Regions from separate parts of the Homo sapiens genome. Here region 1 is linked to region 2. The links are chromatin contacts, found by Hi-C or POLR2A ChIA-PET in ENCODE. All regions are on one chromosome and are shown on one strand. The core of a region is the stretch at or near the end of the contact, and the rest is flanking DNA. Distances in the headings are between cores, read along the strand shown. Region 1 overlaps FCHSD2 (FCH and double SH3 domains 2). Region 2 overlaps FCHSD2 (FCH and double SH3 domains 2).

Region 1 (5,343 bases), core at 544-3,043, 39 kb after region 2:
ACATGAAATCTATAATGGAGGCTGTTGAAAATAATGCAGCTTCTTTGACCATTTTCCCAAAAAGCATGATTTCCAACCCCACCACCAACTTTGGTCATCTTTTGGATGCACCTCAGACTGCCAATGTCTCTCTTAAAATGTGTCCAGGACTGGGCGCAGTGGCTCACGCCTGTAATCCCAGCACCTTGAGAGGTCGAGGCGGGCAGATCACGAGGTCAGGAGATTGAGACCATCCTGGCCAACATGGTGAAACCCTGTTTCTACTAAAAATACAAAAAAAAAAAAAAAATTAGCTGGGCATGGTGGTGTGTGCCCGTAGTCCCAACTACTCGGGGGGCTGAGGCAGGAGAATCGCTTGAACCTGAGAGGCAGAGGCTGCAGTGAGCCGAGATCATGTCACTGCACTCCAGCCTGGCGACAGAATGAGACTCCATCTCAACAAAAAGACAAAAAAAAGTGTCCAGTAGTAGATTATTTGAAGGGAGGGAAATGGACAGAGTGAAACACAGGTTTCTTGTCTTGGTGTCCACAATTATAAAATGGGAATAACAGTAACTACTGTATCCCTCAAAGGTTATAGGGAAAACATAAATGAGTTAATCTATGTAAAGTGCTTAGAACAGTGCCTGACACATGATCTTAATATATGTTCTTTAACCCAAAATACAGAGAAAGAGTCCACAGCATAAACTGATATAGAGAGGTTAAGACAGAGGTGCCTATAAAAAATCTTATTTTTTGATCAGCGGTCAGGGCAGGGGACTCAAACTCAACCAGTGGGACCAGGTAAACAACAAATGAGTGAAGACATACGCAGACCACTATGTCCTGTATAAAAGGAGCCAAAATAAAAACGGGCATGTTCACACACAAAAGGTTCAAAATCACAGATCTAGTATGAATTCTCCCCTCTCTCCACTCTGTTTTATCCTGGCCTAACCACTAAATTAATTAATAGAAACAGAAGGTTTGGGGAGGAAAATAATGGGGATCAGCATCAACAATGATTTCCTCTCAACACCTTTACGAGATGTGCTACCGAATAGCCATGAAAAAGTGAAACTTACTAGCAAATCTATGTCCCCAAGAGTACTAACATTTAATTATAGCCACCATTTCTTTAATGAAGTTTAAAAACTTAATTAAATTTTTAATGAAGTTTTTTAAAACTTCCTTTAATGAAGTTTTTAAAAACTTAAAAATCAAACTGTACCAACTATTTCAGGAGAGGACTCCATCTGCTCTTCCTTCTATATGAATTTCTAAACACTGTTATAAGATAAGGAAAAATGAAATAAAAATAAACAGTAAGATTTTAAAAAGTAATTTACAAAACAGGACACAGAAAATAATACTCAATTTTGCCCTGGTGGACGTCCTATTGTGATAGTTATCCTGTCTCCTTATTTGTTCTATAGGACAAGATTGGCAGAAAGAAAAGCTCCAAATATATTCACCATTAATCTCTAATAGCATTAGACAGAAAAGTAACCACACACCGCTAAATTAAGCTACATTTTTAAGTTTCTATGCAGATGAAATTCACCAAAAAAGAACCCCCACCACATGCACATAACACTAACTTCTTGTATAGTATGCCCAAGTCTTCATAATTTTATTTCTTAAAAGAGTAAAAATAGCAAAAAATTTTAGGTGCAACAGTATAAATACCACAGGGTATTTGCCAACATGTCTGTGTTTACTCTGTGTTTGTCTTTAAGCAAGGAGCCGCCCTTAAAGTCCACAATGTTTTCCTGCTCCTTCTCTCCAGCCACAGTAACCTTCTGTATCCTTCCTTCACTAGCAGCATTCTGCCAAAGACTACAGGAAGTACTTTAATACACAGCACTTGCCTGTAGCAATTTCAGTTTGAGTACTGCAAATGATTTTACCAACACCTCAGTGGTTAGCTAATTGCAGTCAGAAGCTAGACTTGATTGTTCCCTAATATTTAATGTTGCTCAGTTATTCTTACATGACTTCTGTTTTCACAGATACATTTGTCATTTGTAGAAACAGATATGCAATACATCTGTTACTTCTGGAGAATTACAAAGTGAACTTCACAAACCATACTTAAAAATAAAACATTAATACTCTTGTAGGAAACTGAAACTACCAAGCAACTTGAAAAAGTTCACTGCTTGAATTCCTCCAATTATATAAGCAAGGTTTTGCAATATTATTTTCTTTCTTTCTTCTAACATCGCCCTAAAGAGGTAATACAAGTTTACTTTGCATGTGCTTGAGATAAAATTTTCCAAATTGCTGTCATACGATCAATCCCACTTGAATTAATTTCCTTCACAATATTTTTCTTTTAGGATGGCTCACCTGTATGCTCTGTAAACCTCACAAACGCTCAATCTTTTTAGTCAATCAATCCTTTGCACAGAGGATAACAATATACATTCCTCGTAATAATTCTATAAAATTATTCTTTTTCTATAAAAGTCATTCTTTTCCAGTTGGCCATAATGCCATATAAGTGGCTTTGAAGAGAAAGAAGTTAATATATTTAACTGGAAGACCACATAAAATCAAATAATAAAAACTGTACATGTGCAAGGATTTTTTTTTCTTTTTTGAGCATTGCTGTAATCACAGTACCTAGAAGACTTGTTAAGATATCAGTTCCCCCTAAATTGACTTAAAGATTCAAACCAAGTCCAATCAAAATATCAGGCAGCATATGGGAGAAATTAACAAACTGATTCTAAAATTTATAAGAAAATATAAAGGGCAATAATAGTATAAGATCTTAAACGAACAGATATCAAGATTTATTGTTATAAAGACAAAGTACTTAAAACAGTGTGATATCGGGAAAAAAATATTTCAAAGATAGGTCAGTTGACTAGAATAAAAAGTCCAGAAACAGACTTACATACACAGTTAACTAATGTGCCACAAAATATCACTTCAATACAGTGCTGGAGTGCAGTCAGGGGGAATAAACTTTTCAATCCATATAGAAAAATAAACTTTTCTATATGGATTTTCAGTTGAGGAAGCACAAAATATGCTTGCAAGACTACATAATATCATAGAATAAAACTCTGTATGTGCAAGGACTTATGTGTGCAAGTATAAAATATGTGCAAGCATATGTGCAAGCATAAAATATGCTTCAACTGAATATCCACATAGAAAATGAAATCCTCACCCCAATACAATATCACATACGAAAATTTACTTCAGAAAGACCATAGAACTAAATGTGAAATATTAAACAATAAAAATTCCAGAACATTGCATAACACACCTCAAGGTGGACTTTAGGATAGCAATATACCCTTAAGTAGGACATAAAGAGAGCACTGAATATAAAAGAAAAAAAATATATTTCCTTAAAATTAAAAACTTGTTTTCATCAAAAGAAACCATTAACAGATAAAAAGCTATCAAACAAAACATTTCCACATGAGATTACAGAGATATCTGTAATACATACATCTGACAAAGGAGTCAAATTTGGAACGTATAAAGAGATAGTAAAACTGGCCAGGCACAGTGGCTCATGCCTGTAATCCCAGCACTTTGGGAGGCTGAGGTAGGAGGATCACTTGAGCTCAGGAGTTCGAGGCTGTAGTGAACTAGGATCACGCCACTGCACTCCAGCCTAGGCGACAGAGTGAGACCCTGTCCCAAGGATGGACGGACAGACAGTGGGGAGGGAGGGAGGCAGGGAAAGAAAGACCATAAATCAATAAGAGAAAAGCCAACAAGAGACTTTAACAGGCACTTAATAACACAAAATATTTAGATGCCCAATCAAGATATGAAAAGTTCCTCTAATTCATTAATCATCAGGAAAGTGCAAATCAAACCCACAATTCTTTACCATCATATATTCACCAGAAAGGCTAAAATGAAAACCACAGACAAAACCAAGTATAGGTGAGGATTTAAAGCAATAACAACTCTCATTCACTGCTCACAGGATTGTAAATTGCAATAATCACCTGAGAAAACCATTTCATGATATTTCCTAAAGCTGAACAACACATAACCTATGACACAACAATTCCATTCCTTAGGTAAATACCCAATAGAACACATTCATATAGTCACCAAAAGATACATATAAGAATGTTCACAGTGGCACCATTCATAATGATTGATTATAGCCACTACAATTGTTATTATCAGAAACAACAGACAATGACAGGTATTTGCTAGGACATTACTAGAACTAGAACCTTCATGCATTGCAAAACGAGAATGCAAACACAATGCAAAGCAGAAATGCAAAATGATACAGTCAATTTGGAAAACAGTTTGATCATTTGTTAAAAAGTTAAACATGGTGGGAGGCCAAGGAGGACGGATCACTTGAGGTCAGGAGTTCGAGACCAGCCTGACCAACATAGCAAAACCCATCTCTACTAAAAATACAAAAATTAGCTGGGAGTGGTGGTGCGTGCCTGTAATCCCAGCTACTCAGGAGACTGACGCATGAGAATTTCTTGAACCCAGGGGGCAGAGTTTGCAGTGAGCCAAGATCATACCACTGACAAGACTGTCTCAAAAGAAAAAAAAAAATCAACAAAGAAAAAATCATTAAACACGGGGGCCAGGCATGGTGGCTCACGCCTGTAATCCCATCACAATGGGAGGCCAACGCAGTCGGATCGCTTGAGTCCAGGAGTTCGAGACCAGCCTGGGCAACGTGGCAAAACCTCATCTCTACTAAAAACACAAAAATTAGCCAGGCATGGTGGTGCACACCTGTAGTCCCAGCTACTTGGGAGTCTGACATAGGAGAATCACCTGAGCCCCCGGGAGGTCGAGGCTGCAGTGAGCCATGATCATACCACTTTATTCCAGCCTGGGCAACAGAGTGAGAACCCATCTCAAAAACAAACAAAAAAATGTTAAACATAAAATCACCAAATGATGTGAAAATTCTACTCTTAGTACATACCCAAGAAATATGAAAACATGTCTAAATAAAGACTAATATGGTTATTAGGCAGCATTATACCTAATAACCAAATTTGAAACATGGGAAAATGGGAAGCAATCTAATGTTCACCAGTTGGTGAATGGATAAACAAAATGTTATATATCTGTGCCAAGAAACACTACTCACCAATAAAAAGGAATAAATTAATGATGCATAGTAAAACATGTAAGAACCTCAAAAATATCTGCTAAGCGAAAGAAGACAGACAAGAAAGGAGACATACCATATGATTACATTTGTATGATACGTCCAGAAGAGGCAATTTTAGAGAGACATAAAGCTGATGGTTACTTTGGGCTCAGGATAAAAGTAGAGACTGACTTCAAACAGCCACAGGAGATGAACTGGAATAATGGCAATGTTCTAAAACTGAA
Region 2 (5,331 bases), core at 2,056-4,555:
ATAAAGGCCGGGCACGGTGGCTCACATCTGTAATTCTAGCACTTTAGGAGGCTGAGGCAGGTGGATTGCTAGAGCCAAGTTTGAGACCAGCCTGGGCAACATAACGAAACCCTGTCTCTATCAAAAATTATAAAAATTAGCCTGGTGTGGTGGTGTGTGCCTGTAGTCCCAGCTACTCGGGAGGCTGAGGTGGGAGGATCACTTGAGGGCGGGAGGTGGAGGCTGCATTGAGTTGTGACTACTGCACTCCAGCCTGGGTGACAGAACAAGACCCTGTCTCCGAAAAAAAAAGAGAGACAGAGAGAGAATAAAGCAGTGGTTACCAGGAACGGGGAGGGAGACAGTAATGCCAACATTTGTACTGGGTGTTACACTTACAAAGTATTTGTATATGCATTATGTTGTTCGATCTTCACTTAAACTGAATGTAGTAAGTATCCTATTAGAATCTGACCAACAAAGGACCATATTAACCAACACTGCTTATACCCAGGAATCCAACCCAAGCCTTCTGACTCCAAGGCCAGTCCACACTCCCGTTATTCTATTTCTCACCATTGATATGAACTGATACATTACAGGTAACCAACACAAATCAGGTAAGAGCTGGCACAGCAGCCTTTTCGCCTGGAAAAGGCATATGCATTGCTTAACAAGTTTTATTAAGTGCTTTCTATAGGGAAGGCACTGTATTAGATGCTGGGGGAATAGCAATAAACATTATGGGTATTATCAATGTTCTTCTGGTATGTATATTCTGCCAGGGATTAATTTAAAAAATTAATATCCACCAAGAGGAACTATTAACTAAATTATGGTCATCAGTATGCTGCAATGTTACACAATTATTAAAGAGAATGTGCTATATAGTCTCAAATATTTAATAAAAATATATAAGCTGCAGAAAAATGAATAGCACGGTCCTATTTTAATTTAAAAAACATGTAAGCATATATACTCTAGAATACATATGAACTTGGAAATGAGGTTCAAAAGTAAGAGCTTTTAGTTTTTATTCTTTATACCACTGGATTGTTCAATGTTTTTTTATTTTAAGAGATGGGGTCTCACTCTGTTGCCCGGGCTGGAGTACAACAGCACAATCATTGTTCACTGCAGCCTCAAATACCTGGGCTTAAGCGATCTTCCCACCTCGGCTTCCCAAGAAACTAATATTACAGGTGTGCATTGCCTGGTTAATTTTTTTAATTTTTTTATAGAGACAGGGTCTCACTTTATTGCCAAGGTTGGTCTCAAACTCCTGGCCTTAAGTGATTCTCCCGACTTGGCATCCCAAGGTGCTAGGATTACAGGTGTGAGCCACCATGCTTGGCCTATTTCTATCACTTAATTGCTCAGTATTTTTAAAGCAAATGTTTATTACCTTCCTAACTGAAAAAAAAAAAGCACAACAAAGAGGAAAAACTCAAGAAGTCACCATTTGGTGTAGGTATTACAACAGGAAAGTATATGGGAACATAAAGCAGAGAGATCGAGTCAGGGAAGGCTTCCCCAAAGGAAATGAAAATTGACATCTAAAAAAAAAGAGCCTGTAACGAGAGGTGGGGTGCAAGTGGGAACATAGCCCCTTCAAGAAACTTCATACAAGCTGGCATGGAGCTTGTAAAAGGGAGAATGGCTTAAAGGTGAGACTGAATAAGTAAGGGCTATATCACACAAGGATTTATGTTTGGACTACCTTAAGACAACAGGAAATCAAGCTTGCGAGCAGTGCAGTGCCATTATCAGACTAAAATGTGATTTAAAAATCATTCTAGCTGCAGTGTGGGAAACATGGATTAAGAGTACTTAGATTGGCCGGGTGCGGTGGCTCACACCTGTAATCCCAGCACTTTGGGGGGCTGAGGCATGCGGATCATGAGGTCAGGAGATCGAGACCATCCTGGCTAACATGGTGAAACCCCGTCTCTACTAAAAATATAAAAAATTAGCTGGGCATGGTGGCGGGCACCTGTAGTTCCAGCTACTCGGGAGGCTGAGGCAGGAGAATGGCATAAACCCGGGAGGCGGAGGTTGCAGTGAGCTGAGATCGCGCCACTGCACTCCAGCCTGGGCAACAGAGCGAGATTCCGACTCAAAAAAAAAAAAAAAGTAGTTAGACTACAGTCAGGGAGACCCATAGGAGGCTACCACTCTAGTCCTGTCCAAAGATGATATGCACAGTATGGAGGCAAAGAGATGTAAATGGGACAAGTTTTAGTGCAAAGAATTTTAGAATTATGAACAGAAGAGACAGAAACAGGTAATCTCTAAGGTCTCCGCTTATAAACATACTCTGACCCCTCACATTTTAGATCTACTAGATGTAGCACAGAAATGGAGGAATTATAGGGCGCTACACAAGACATCTTCCACAAGAATATTCCTCTAACATTAAAAGATATGAAGCAACTACAAGCATATCCACACTCCCAAACCAGGATAAAACTATGTTAATTAAATACTCAAACTATGGAATTCTATACAAATTTATATAATTTATGGTTATTGGCAATAGTAAAAAGACCAGGACTTTGAAGTCAACACTTGAGTTTGAGTACTGTACTGCCTTTGCTGTGAATTAGTTATGAGTATTCTTGGATAAGACACCAAGCTAACTAGGTTAAGTAGGTTTTTTCCCACATCCCAGTTAACAACTAGTATACTGTATTTACCTATTTGATGACGTGACTTGAAGTTGAAACATGATGGTAAACAACGCTTATGACACAGAAACATTCAATAATGTTGTTTTAAAGAAATTTTATTTATCATGTTATTACGAATAGAAATCATGAAAATATAATAGACAATTTTAATACCGATAGCAAATATATCATCTTTTTTTAAGAGTTGCTTTTTTCTTTCTAAAGTTTTTCTTTTTTAAAAAATTATTTTTATTATACTTTAAGTTCTGGGATACATGTGCAGAATGTGGAGGTTTGTTACATATGTATACATGTGCCGTGGTGGTTTGCTGCACCCATCCACCCATCATCTAGGTTTTAAGCCCTACATGCATTAGGTATTTGTCCTAATGCTCTCCCTCCCCTTTAAGGTTTTTCTTTAAATATATTTACAGATACGTTAAAGTGGAATTTTTTAAAAGCCTTTTAAGACCAAGTGCTCACACCTACTTCAAAACATGAAGCTAGAAATTCTCATGTAGCCTGTCTGATTTGACTTTGGTAGCACACAAACATGCAAAAACGTTCCTCTTCCTGAAAGAAGCAATTTCCAGCTGTCTAACCTAAAACACAAATGATTACACACCAGAAACTGTTACTAATGTTAAAATTCGGTACCAGAGGCTGAGCCTGTACCAAGGAAATAGAGATCAAAGTTTCCACTCTTGTGAAAACATCTCAAGTTAGGAACCACATCAATAAAACACAATACTCAGAACTCAGCAAATTTATACTCATAGTAAAGAAAAAGTCAGTCAAAGTAAGCTTTAACTCTTGATACTACATCGCCTACATTGTTGAAGTTTCCCAATTTTTTTCAACTTCAATAAACTTATTTGCACAAAATGACCTGCAAATTTTAAAGTAAAAGTAAATAGAGCATTGCAATTTACTTATTAAGGATCAGGTGAATTTTGACCAGAACTTCGAAGCAGCAAAAGAAAATAAATTATAGAAGGACTAAAAGTCAAAAGAACCAAGACTGTCAATCTGTCTGTCAACAACACAACTGAAAATCCTCTGGGTGCAAAGTAGTACCTTTAAAAAGGTCACTCCACAGGCAGCTAAAGTACTATAGGATAAATGTCACCTGCTGAGTCAGACTCTAGAGGTGGGGCTGAGACACTGATAGTTTAACAAACTTCACAGGTGATTCTGATATGCAGCCACTATTGGGAACAACTAGTATACTGGTTAAGAGCACAGACACACATTCTCAGGTTTAACTCCTGGACCTTGACAAGTTATTTAACTTGTTTTTAGTTTTTATTTTTATGTATGTATGTATGTATGTATGTATGTATGTATGTATGTATGTATGTATGTACGTACTAAGACAAGGTCTCGCTCTGTCACCCAGGTTGGAGCGCAGTGGCGCGATCTTGGCTCACTTGCAACCTCCACACCCACCAGGCTCAAGAGAGTAGCTGGCACTACAGGCACGCACCACTACTCCTGGCTTGTATTTTTTGTAGAGACGGGGGTCTCATCATGTTGCCCGGCTGTTCTCGAACTCCTAAGCTCAAGCAATCCACCCACCTTTGGCCTCCCGAAGTGCTGGGATTACAGGCATGAGCCACTGCGCCTGGCCATTAACTTGTTTTTATCTTGGATGTCCTCATCTCAGAAATAAAGATAGTTATAGTACCTACTTCATTGTTGCTAAGCAAATGAGTCAGTGTTTATAAAGCACTTGGCCCAATGTATGGCATACATTAAGTGCTTAATACCTTCATCTATTCAATAAGTACTTACTGAGAATTTTCTACAATATGCCAAATGCTATTTTAAGTACTGAACAGTACTGAAATGTTCAGTTTTTATTTATTTATTTATTTATTTATTTATTTATTTATTTATTTGAGATGGAGTCTCGCTCTGTCACCAGGCTGGAGTACAGTGGCGCGATCTTGGCTCACTGCAACCTCTGCCTCCCAGATTCAAGCAATTCTCCTGCCTCAGCCTCCCGAGTAGCTGAGACTACAGGCGTGCACCACCACACCCAGCTAATTTTTGTATTTTTAATAGAGACAGGGTTTCACCATGTTGGCCAAGATGGTCTCAATCTCTTGACCTTGTGATCCGCCTACCTCAGCCTCCCAAAGTGCTGGGATTACAAGCGTGAGCCACCACTCCTCGCCCAGTTTTTATTAATGTTGTTAAAACAAGAATGATCAAATATTTAAGCAAACTTCTTACTTTTAGTTGAAAAAACTAAAGGCTAAGAGTAGACTGGCTTGGACAGGGCTCAAAGTGAACCAGTAGTAAAACTGGGATTAGAACATGGGTCATTTGACTTCCAAGCTTCCCAGTGGAGTTGACCTGTGGGCAGGTTTTAAAGGAAGAAAAATATACAATTAGAAACATTAAAGTATTGGAGCCAACATAATAATTTTGAAATGTGTGAAGGGTAAGAAACAACCAAAGAAGTATAGGAAATAAAAGACAAAAAAAAAAAACCCAAGCTTCATAATCACTATTTTGTACAATATTTCACAACGTTATATCGGTCTTTGGAGTCAAATAAATGTGGGTTCAAATCCAAGCTCTACTATTTATTTATAAATTGACACTGAAAATAATTTCATTAGTCACTTTGAGCTTTAGTTTCCTCAACTGTAAAATGGGCATAATAATGAAACCT

Evidence for each region. A loop is a pair of places that touch in the nucleus more often than their neighbours do. ChIA-PET counts read pairs that join two places held with the same protein, here RNA polymerase II (POLR2A). Pooled maps may share reads with other maps.
Region 1: a loop to region 2 is called in a map of PC-3, with 7 times the contacts of the local background. The contact joins two enhancer-like sites. A Hi-C loop is called at or near these places in 3 of 168 maps with a recorded cell type or tissue (B cell, CD4-positive, alpha-beta memory T cell and PC-3), 14 of 37 single-sample maps with no recorded cell type and 10 of 50 pooled maps. POLR2A ChIA-PET finds 5 or more read pairs at or near these places in 4 of 52 experiments (GM12878, OCI-LY7, T-cell and 1 more).

The regions. Positions count from the first base shown.
Region 1 is chr11:73,071,263-73,076,605 of GRCh38, forward strand. The region is part of intron 3 of FCHSD2 (FCH and double SH3 domains 2); the gene reads right to left. Among named protein-coding and RNA genes, the nearest start is that of FCHSD2, 68 kb to the right of the region's middle. Within about 2 kb of position 1,794, at least 8 of the 41 ENCODE cell types and tissues checked have a DNase peak (open chromatin) inside an H3K27ac peak, as active enhancers do.
Region 2 is chr11:73,031,191-73,036,521 of GRCh38, forward strand. The region is part of intron 3 of FCHSD2 (FCH and double SH3 domains 2); the gene reads right to left. Among named protein-coding and RNA genes, the nearest start is that of FCHSD2, 110 kb to the right of the region's middle. Within about 2 kb of position 3,306, at least 3 of the 41 ENCODE cell types and tissues checked have a DNase peak (open chromatin) inside an H3K27ac peak, as active enhancers do.